3 separate regions of the Homo sapiens genome follow, and regions 2 and 3 are each linked to region 1. Evidence: chromatin loops called from intact Hi-C (ENCODE). Cell type or tissue: Caco-2. All regions are shown on one strand.

Region 1 (2,500 bases):
ATCCTGGGTCATAGCAAAGAATATTAGTGATGATGAGCAAACTAAGATAGAATGACAGGGTTCTGCAGCTGCCCACGCCTGCGCAGTGAAGAGGACTCGCGGGGTAACCAGAGCAGCCCAGGCCCAGCCTTTTTGCAGGGTCTCCAGTTTCTCGCCCCCCCCGCTTCAGCACCCCCCTTCCCCTCCCCCTTCCCCCCCCCCGCCGCCCCACCGCCTCCGTGCGCCAGTCCCAGCCTCATGCGGCCGCCGGGCTATTGGGAGGTGGGTGGTCGCGGCCGCAGCGCCAAGTCGGGCTGGCGGGCTCAGTGCTCGCTGGGGGCAGGGCGGCGAACTGGAGGAAGAGGGTGGACGTTGGTGAGAACCGCAGTTTCAGCCACGCCAGTGCAGCGAAGGCCCCCGATCAAAAAGACAGATTTGTTACTAGATGATTCATCGGTGCCATTCTTTGGGTATCTACAGCTCATGATGAGAGAGGACGGCGTGATGAAGGCCCACAGCGCGGAGCCCAAGCGGGCCTCATAAGCCTCACCTGCAGTTTGGCTGAAACATAACCTCGCAGCTCTGAAGCTCCAGGCCCAGAGGCGCTCCCTCCACCTTTTCCTTGTCTCACTTGCCCAGCCCTGAGCAGGCGACCCCTAGCCCAACCTCAACCATCTGGGGCCACTTGGAACCTTGGCCAAGTTTCTGCAACAAACACTTGATTCCAAAAAAAAGGAGGGTGGCGGGGTGGGGGACTTGAAATTTCTCTAAAAGCCCAGGTGGCTTTGGGAGGTGTGGAAGGGGGAAATCCCCTCAACCAATACCCACTATTATCTACCCAGCCATCTAACACTTATTGTGCTAGTTATAAATTTATTGTCTGTCAGCTCCGAATTCATCCCTCAATACCTGCTTTTTTTTTTTTTTTTTTTTTTGAGACGGAGTCTCGCTCTGTCGCCCAGGCTGGAGTGCAGTGGCACGATCTCGATCTCGGCTCACTGCAAGCTCCGCCTCCCGGGTTCACGCCATTCTCCTGCTTCAGCCTCCAGACCAGCTGGGACTACAGGCGCCCGCCACCACGCCCTGCTAATTTCTTGTATTTTTAGTAGAGACGGGGTTTCACCATGTTAGCCAGGATGGTCTCGATCTCCTGACCTTGTGATCCGCCCGCCTTGGCCTCCCAAAGTGCTGAGATTACAGGCTTGAGCCACTGCGCCTGGCCAATACCTGCTTTTAAAAGGTTGGAATTCCTTTAAGCATTTCCTTTTTAGAGTACTAAGAACAATGCTTTCTTAGTAGATGGTGCTGGAAGGATACTGCAGGATGAAGGGGGATTCTCTTGCTGGTTCCAGTGCCTGCACCATAGGTTAGCAGTATAGATGAGAGAAAATTTGATGGTGACCTGCCCCAGCCACACCCTGGCCTGGTGGTCACTTTCCACAGGGATGCCACACTCTAAGCCTCCCACCCCTCTGGTGCCTCGACTCCATCTGCACATCTGCATGTCTGGTCACCAGCTGTGTGTTCCCTGCTTGCCCAGGGACTGCACACCAGCACTGACCCAGGCAAACTACCAGACTTCTCTGCTCTCCAGTAGACTGAAACTCTACATTCTCCAATAAGGTGTGCACGTCAGTTTTGAGGAGATGGCAGTGGCCTTCCTTCCAAGTTTGTCATTTCTTGGATAATCTCCCTCAGCTCTAGGAAACTGCATTTTGTCTTATACCTTTTTTTTTTTAAAGGAGTTTTGTTCTTATTGCCCAGGCTGGAGTGCAATGGTACGATCTTGGCTCACGGCAACCTCTGCCTCCCTGGGTCAAGCGATTCTCCTGCCTCAGCTGGGATTACAGGCGCCTGCCACCAAGCCCGGCTAATTTTTCTTTGTATTTTTAGGAGAGACGGGGTTTCAGCATGATGGCCAGACTGGTCTCGAACTCCTGACCTCAGGTGATCCACCCACCTCAGCCTCCCAAAGTGCTGGGATTACACGTGTGAGCCACCGCGCACGGCCTATAGCTTGATATTCTTTATATTATTTCCAAAAAAAAAAAAGTGTCATTTTTGTCTTCTGATAGGACCCAGACTGACACTTTAAATAAACATCACTTAGGGCCGGGTGTGGTGGCTCACGCCTGTAATCCCAGAACGTTGGGAGGCTGAGGCTGGCAGATCACGTGAGTCCAGTTCAAGACCAGCCTAGTCAACATGGCCAAACCCGATCTCTACACAAAAATTAGCTGGGTGTGGTGGCCTATGCCTGTAGTCTCAGCTACTTGGGAGACTAAGTCAAGAAAATCGCTTGAACCCGGGAGGCTGAGGATGCAGTGAGCCGAGACCACACCATTGCACTCCATCCTGGATAACAAGAATGAAGCTCTGTCTCAAAAAAAAAAAAAATGCATATAACAAGATGTGAAATTGGAGAGGCAAGGCTTTTAGGCAGATAGGGCAGTTGTGAAAATGAATCAAGGCAATTTAAACTGGGACCTAAGGTCACTAGATTTGTCAGTCATGGTGAAGG
Region 2 (2,500 bases), 84 kb before region 1:
CCCAGTTTTGTTTTTTTTTTTTTTGAGAAAAGTAATCAACTTTGGACCTTGTAAATTAAGTATGTTCCTGGAAACCCCATAGTTGAGCTTACTAGGGAATAATTCTGAACTATCCCTAACTGGACTGCAAAGGCCAATCACTCACACAGTTCATCTCTTGCACAGCTGGGTGGGAGCTCTCCAGGGTAGTAGAGCTCCAAGCAAGGGCAGTCATATTCGGGGCCAGTTGGGCTAGTTTCCCTTGATTAGAATTCAAGGTGTTCTTATTCAAAGGCATCATCACCTCCCTGCCCTAACTCTCCACACTTGTCCCCAATGCATCTGGTAGAGCCCACTTCCTTGCCCAGTTTCTAGTCAATACCTGCCAAAGCGGTTAACAAAGAGTCCGACGGAAAAGGAGCCGATCATACCCCCGACGGAAAATATGGCCACAGACAAGGACCAGAGATTCGTGAGCAGCACCTCAGAGGGAGGGGCATTTGCCTTGTCCGTCAAAGTTTTATTGATAAATTCCTTTATGATCTGCAAAATAAAAGGTGGGAGGACAGACTATTACAGTTGGATGAGAACAAAAGATACAAATATGCTGGGTGCAGTGGCTCACGCCTGTAATCCCAGCACTTTGGAAGGCCGAGGCGGGTGGATCACCTGAGGTCAGGAGTTGCAGACCAACCTGACCAACATGGTGAAACCCCGTCTCTACTAAAAATACAAAATTAGCCAGTTGTGGTGGCGCATGCCTGTAATCCCAGCTACTCGGGAGGCTGAGGTAGGAGAATCGCTTGAACCCGTGGGGCGGAGTTTGCGATGAGCCGAGATAGCGCCATTGCACTCCGGCCTGGGTGACAGAGCGAGACTACATCTCAAAACAAACAAACAAACAAAACAAATATTAGGGATCATTTCCTCCCTAGAGAATCAAGGGAATAAATAGACGGGAATTGAAGAGGCAGATAACATATTGGAATTAATGTTAACTCTCCCTGGAATAGTAATTTTTCATTTGTCCTGAATATCCCAGTAGGTGGCAGCACTGATGTTCACCCCAGCCCTCTGCTAAGCGAACCTGGCCAGCTTGGTAACTAACCCCTAAGGGATAATACAGGAAGTGTATTACTATAGGGTGAAAGAGTGGGAGGAAGAACAGCACTGCCCAGGGTATAAGGAGTAAATGACCTTTTTCCTTTGATTAAATGACCCCACTAATTTTCCCCACCAATATTGTCTCCATCTTCAGTCTTGGACAGGATAGATACAAAGTTTAATTCCCCTAGTTGGGGGAGGGACCCTCACTAACTGTGTTGCTCAGGATGGTGTTTAACTCCTGGGCTCAAGTGATCTTTAAGCCTCAGCCTCCGGAGTAGCTGGGACTCCAGGCAGGTGCCACCATGCCTGGCCTTAAATTCTGAATTCTTGAAACCCTACTTAAAGGAATAATTTCCCTATTCCAGATTCTAATTCTTGTGGCCTGGCACTCACCGTCTCAGGAGCATTGATGACCCCAGTGTTGTAGCCAAACTGGAAAGAGCCGATTGTAGCAACTGTGATGGCAAAGATCAGAGCTGGGGTGACCTGGAGAGACAGAGGACAGGGAGGAGAGAATAGTCCTTAAAACTTGTAATTGATGACTGTTTCTTATTAATTATGGAGCTGTATTAGGAGAATCTGACCTATGAGTGGTATGAAAAGGACAAACATCAAACGAGATTTAGGTAATTAATCGGGAAGACAAAGTAATAGATTATACTAAAGAACTTATCTGGAGATAAGAATGTGAAGTTAACTTGGTAAAAGTGGAAAAGAAAATTGGAGAAGGAAGAAGTTAAGAGAAACTGGGTTGGTCAGTTTGGAAATATTTAAAAACCTGCATCAGGTGAAGGTAGGCATAGAATTCCACTCACGAACTGGGAGGAAAGAGGACAACACAGCCTTGGGTAGGATTACTAAGAATTGATCATTTTGGAAACAAATACAGTGCAGTCTGATCTGTACCCCAGACTCCACGGAAGCCCAGTGGTGGTGGTAGGGGGAGGTGGTAGTAGTTTGTGTCTTCACTGCTGGGTGGCTCTTTGAGTCTCTTATCTCTCAGGACCATGTAACCTACTGGATCTACTCACTGCATCCTGGCCCCATTTCAGTCTTCTGGTTTATTAAATACTGTTCTGCTATCCCTAACCTAACCCCCGGGTGGGGGAAGAAAGAACACTCGGCTCACTACAAACCTAACAAATAAGACATTTCTGGCCGGGCACGGTGGCTCATGCCTGTCATCCCAGCACTTTGGGAGGCCAAGGCAGGTGGGCCAAGGCAGGTGGATCACCTGAGATCAGGAGTTCGAGACCAGCCTGGCCAACATGGTGAAACCCCATCTCTACTAAAAATACAAAAATTAGCAGGGCATGGTGGGGTGTGCCTGTAATCCCAGCTACTAGGAGGGGCTGAAGCAGGAGGATCGCTTGACCCTGAGAGGCGGAGGTTGCAGTGAGCCGAGACCGTGCCA
Region 3 (2,500 bases), 79 kb after region 1:
AAAATTTTCTTAGATGTCACTTAAAAACATGTGGAAGGAATCGCTTGAACTCGGAAGGCAGAGGTTGCAGTGAGCTGCGATCGCGCCAGTGCACTCCAGCTTGGGCGACAGAGCGAGATTTCGTCCCACCACCCCAAAAAAAACAAACAGTGTAGAGGAAATACATAGTTTTTTTTTTTTTTTAATTATTACCTGAGTAAACAAACCAAAAGAAGAAGAAGAAGGCCATTGCTCCAAACTCTCTTTCAATGTTGCTCTAGTGCCTATTCCTCACCTTGCACTGCCAATCTGCACATCTCCCCTCTCTGGTTCTTCTTTTTGGCTGCTGCTTTCTTTAAACAACTAATATTTATGAAAATAGTTGACAAGTAAGTGCAGTGGTGAGCAGTCTCAATTCCTGACTCAATACTGATGGAAGCAATCTGTTTAACAACCTCAGAAAGACTGTGTGAGTCATTTGTGGATTCTCATCTGGAAATGATCCTAAATCCTAGAATCTTCACCACAAGGCTGTTTTTCTTGCAGTGATTCTTGGAGTCTTGACATTCAAACTGGTTCTTCAAGCTGGGATTCTTTCCCTTCGGGTCTCTGATCCAATCAGCGCACACCTTCTCCAAGGATTTCCCGCTGTGGCTGGTTGGGGTAATCCTCATTCAGTGAATTGTCACCTCTGGTTCCAAGAGTGTATTTCCGGAGTTTTGTAAAGTCTAGGGCGGCGTGCCTATTCCAACTAGTTCCTCAAGGAATGGCCAAGAGGACATGGCTGTCCCTCCTAGAGCCCTCTGCTACTTTTCAGGCCTCATTATACTCTCGCAATTTCCTTTCCTTTTATCTTCTCCCTGATCTTCTCCCTAAATGTTCCCAAATTTATCCTCTTCTCTGAGGGCTTTGCTTCTTCAGGCCTAACTAAATACACAATCCACAAGCCACTGATCTCACCTCAGCTGCACCTATGCTAATTCTCACTTCCAGTTTTTCTCCAAGGCCAGTACTGGGAGGGATGGCGCAAAGATATACACTGCCACCTGGTGGCCAACTGCTAACCAGCTCTGGTAATACCAAGGATGTTACTAGCACCATAGCAACGGGCTCTGGAGGCGGATTTGCAAAAGCACCAGGCGTGGGCAGAACAGTGTCACTTCCTTCTTTGGTAGTAGCATCTCTCTGCCTGGAATTATCTTTCCAAATCTATTTCTCACAAAATTCTTTTCATCTTTCAAAGTCCATATAAATGCCACTTTTACCATGATCCCCTTCCTGATCCTTCAAGTTAGCGGATCTCACTTCTCTGAAAGTACTACAGGGTAGGTTCAGCATTTCGCTTGTAACTCTTACGATGCTGCTCTTTGCCTACTTCAAACTGTTGCTCATCCCCTAAAAACTCAGCTCCTTTTCAGTGCATGCCATCAGGATATTGTAATAATCTGCTGATCTCCTGGGTCACTTCCCCCACATTCTCTGAAAATTTAGAAGCCTGATTCATTCTCTTAGTTTACACCATTCCTACTGTCATCAGTCCTGGCTATTCCATGATGCATGGAGACAATTCATCGAATAGGCTGGCCGTCAGTTTCTTGTCCACTCATTTCCAATCATCTTGTTTTCCAGTCCACCTCAGTCATTTATTCCCATGGTTAATACCCTAGCCCTGGTTATTTATAATAAATGGGCTCGGCTGGGTGCGGTGGCTCACACCTGTAATCCCAGCACTTTGGGAGGCTGAGGTGGGTGGATCACGAGGTCAGGAGTTCAAGACCAGCCTGGCCGGGATGGTGAAACCCCATCTCCACTAAAAATACAAAAATTAGCCGGGTGTGGTGGCAGGTGCCTGTAATCCCAGCTACTCAGGAGGCTGAGGCATAGAATTGCTTGAACCTGGGAGGTGGAGGTTGCAGTGAGCTGAGATCACACCAGTGCACTCCAGCCTGGGCAACAGAGCAAGAGTTCGTCTCAAAAAAAAAAAAAAAAAAAAAGGCTGCTTGTAAAACCTGTATTATTTTGCATCTCACACTGACCATCACTTCCTCTCTAACCATTTCTTGATAGAAGCAGGATCTCTACACTATTAACCCTCTCAACTTTTCACTGCCCATCACTCTTCTATTTTTACTTTCCACATCACCCGACTTAAATTCTTTGATTCATCACCCTAAACGCTTCCTTGCATAAATGAGCAACTCCTGGGCACTCCCTTCCCCCGTCACATTCTCTGGTAAGAACGCAACTTTTGGCCAGGTGCGGTGGCTCACACATGAAGTCCCAGCACTTTGGGAGGCCAAGGCAGGCAGATCGCTTGAGGCCAGGAGATCAAGACTATCCTCGTCAACATGGTAAAACCTCGCCTCTACTAAAAAAAGAAAAAAAAAATGGCATGAAAATTGCTTGAACACAGGAGGCGGAGGTTGCAGTGTGTCGAGATCACGCCACTGGACTCCAGCCTGGGCGACAGAGCGAGACTCTATCTCAAGGTGTGCTACATTTGAAAAGAACTGTTTGAGTT

Evidence for each region. Peaks named below come from ENCODE experiments on the same cell type or tissue, not always from the same donor. Only the 100,000 strongest peaks of a DNase experiment are listed, where the experiment ranks them.
Region 2: it touches region 1 in a loop (6-fold over the local background); 2 of 110 quality-filtered maps call a loop at or near these places.
Region 3: it touches region 1 in a loop (2.6-fold over the local background); 3 of 110 quality-filtered maps call a loop at or near these places.

Annotation. Positions count from the first base shown.
Region 1 is chr12:7,915,734-7,918,233 of GRCh38, forward strand. No RefSeq gene overlaps it. Among named protein-coding and RNA genes, the nearest start is that of SLC2A3, 19 kb to the right of the region's middle. In Caco-2, no CTCF peak of the experiment used is centred here; DNase peaks (open chromatin) are centred at 578, 1,478, 1,858, 2,188 and 1 weaker place.
Region 2 is chr12:7,831,243-7,833,742 of GRCh38, forward strand. It overlaps SLC2A14 (solute carrier family 2 member 14), which reads right to left. Exons shown (of 11, transcript NM_001286234.2): 3 at 1,480-1,572; 4 at 362-522. Among named protein-coding and RNA genes, the nearest start is that of SLC2A14, 40 kb to the right of the region's middle. RefSeq lists an enhancer at 2,447-2,500. In Caco-2, a CTCF peak has its summit at 1,046 (motif pointing right); a DNase peak (open chromatin) is centred at 1,059.
Region 3 is chr12:7,994,381-7,996,880 of GRCh38, forward strand. It overlaps the pseudogene RPS20P28. Among named protein-coding and RNA genes, the nearest start is that of FOXJ2, 37 kb to the right of the region's middle. RefSeq lists an enhancer at 359-1,280. In Caco-2, a CTCF peak has its summit at 1,063 (motif pointing left); DNase peaks (open chromatin) are centred at 701 and 1,031.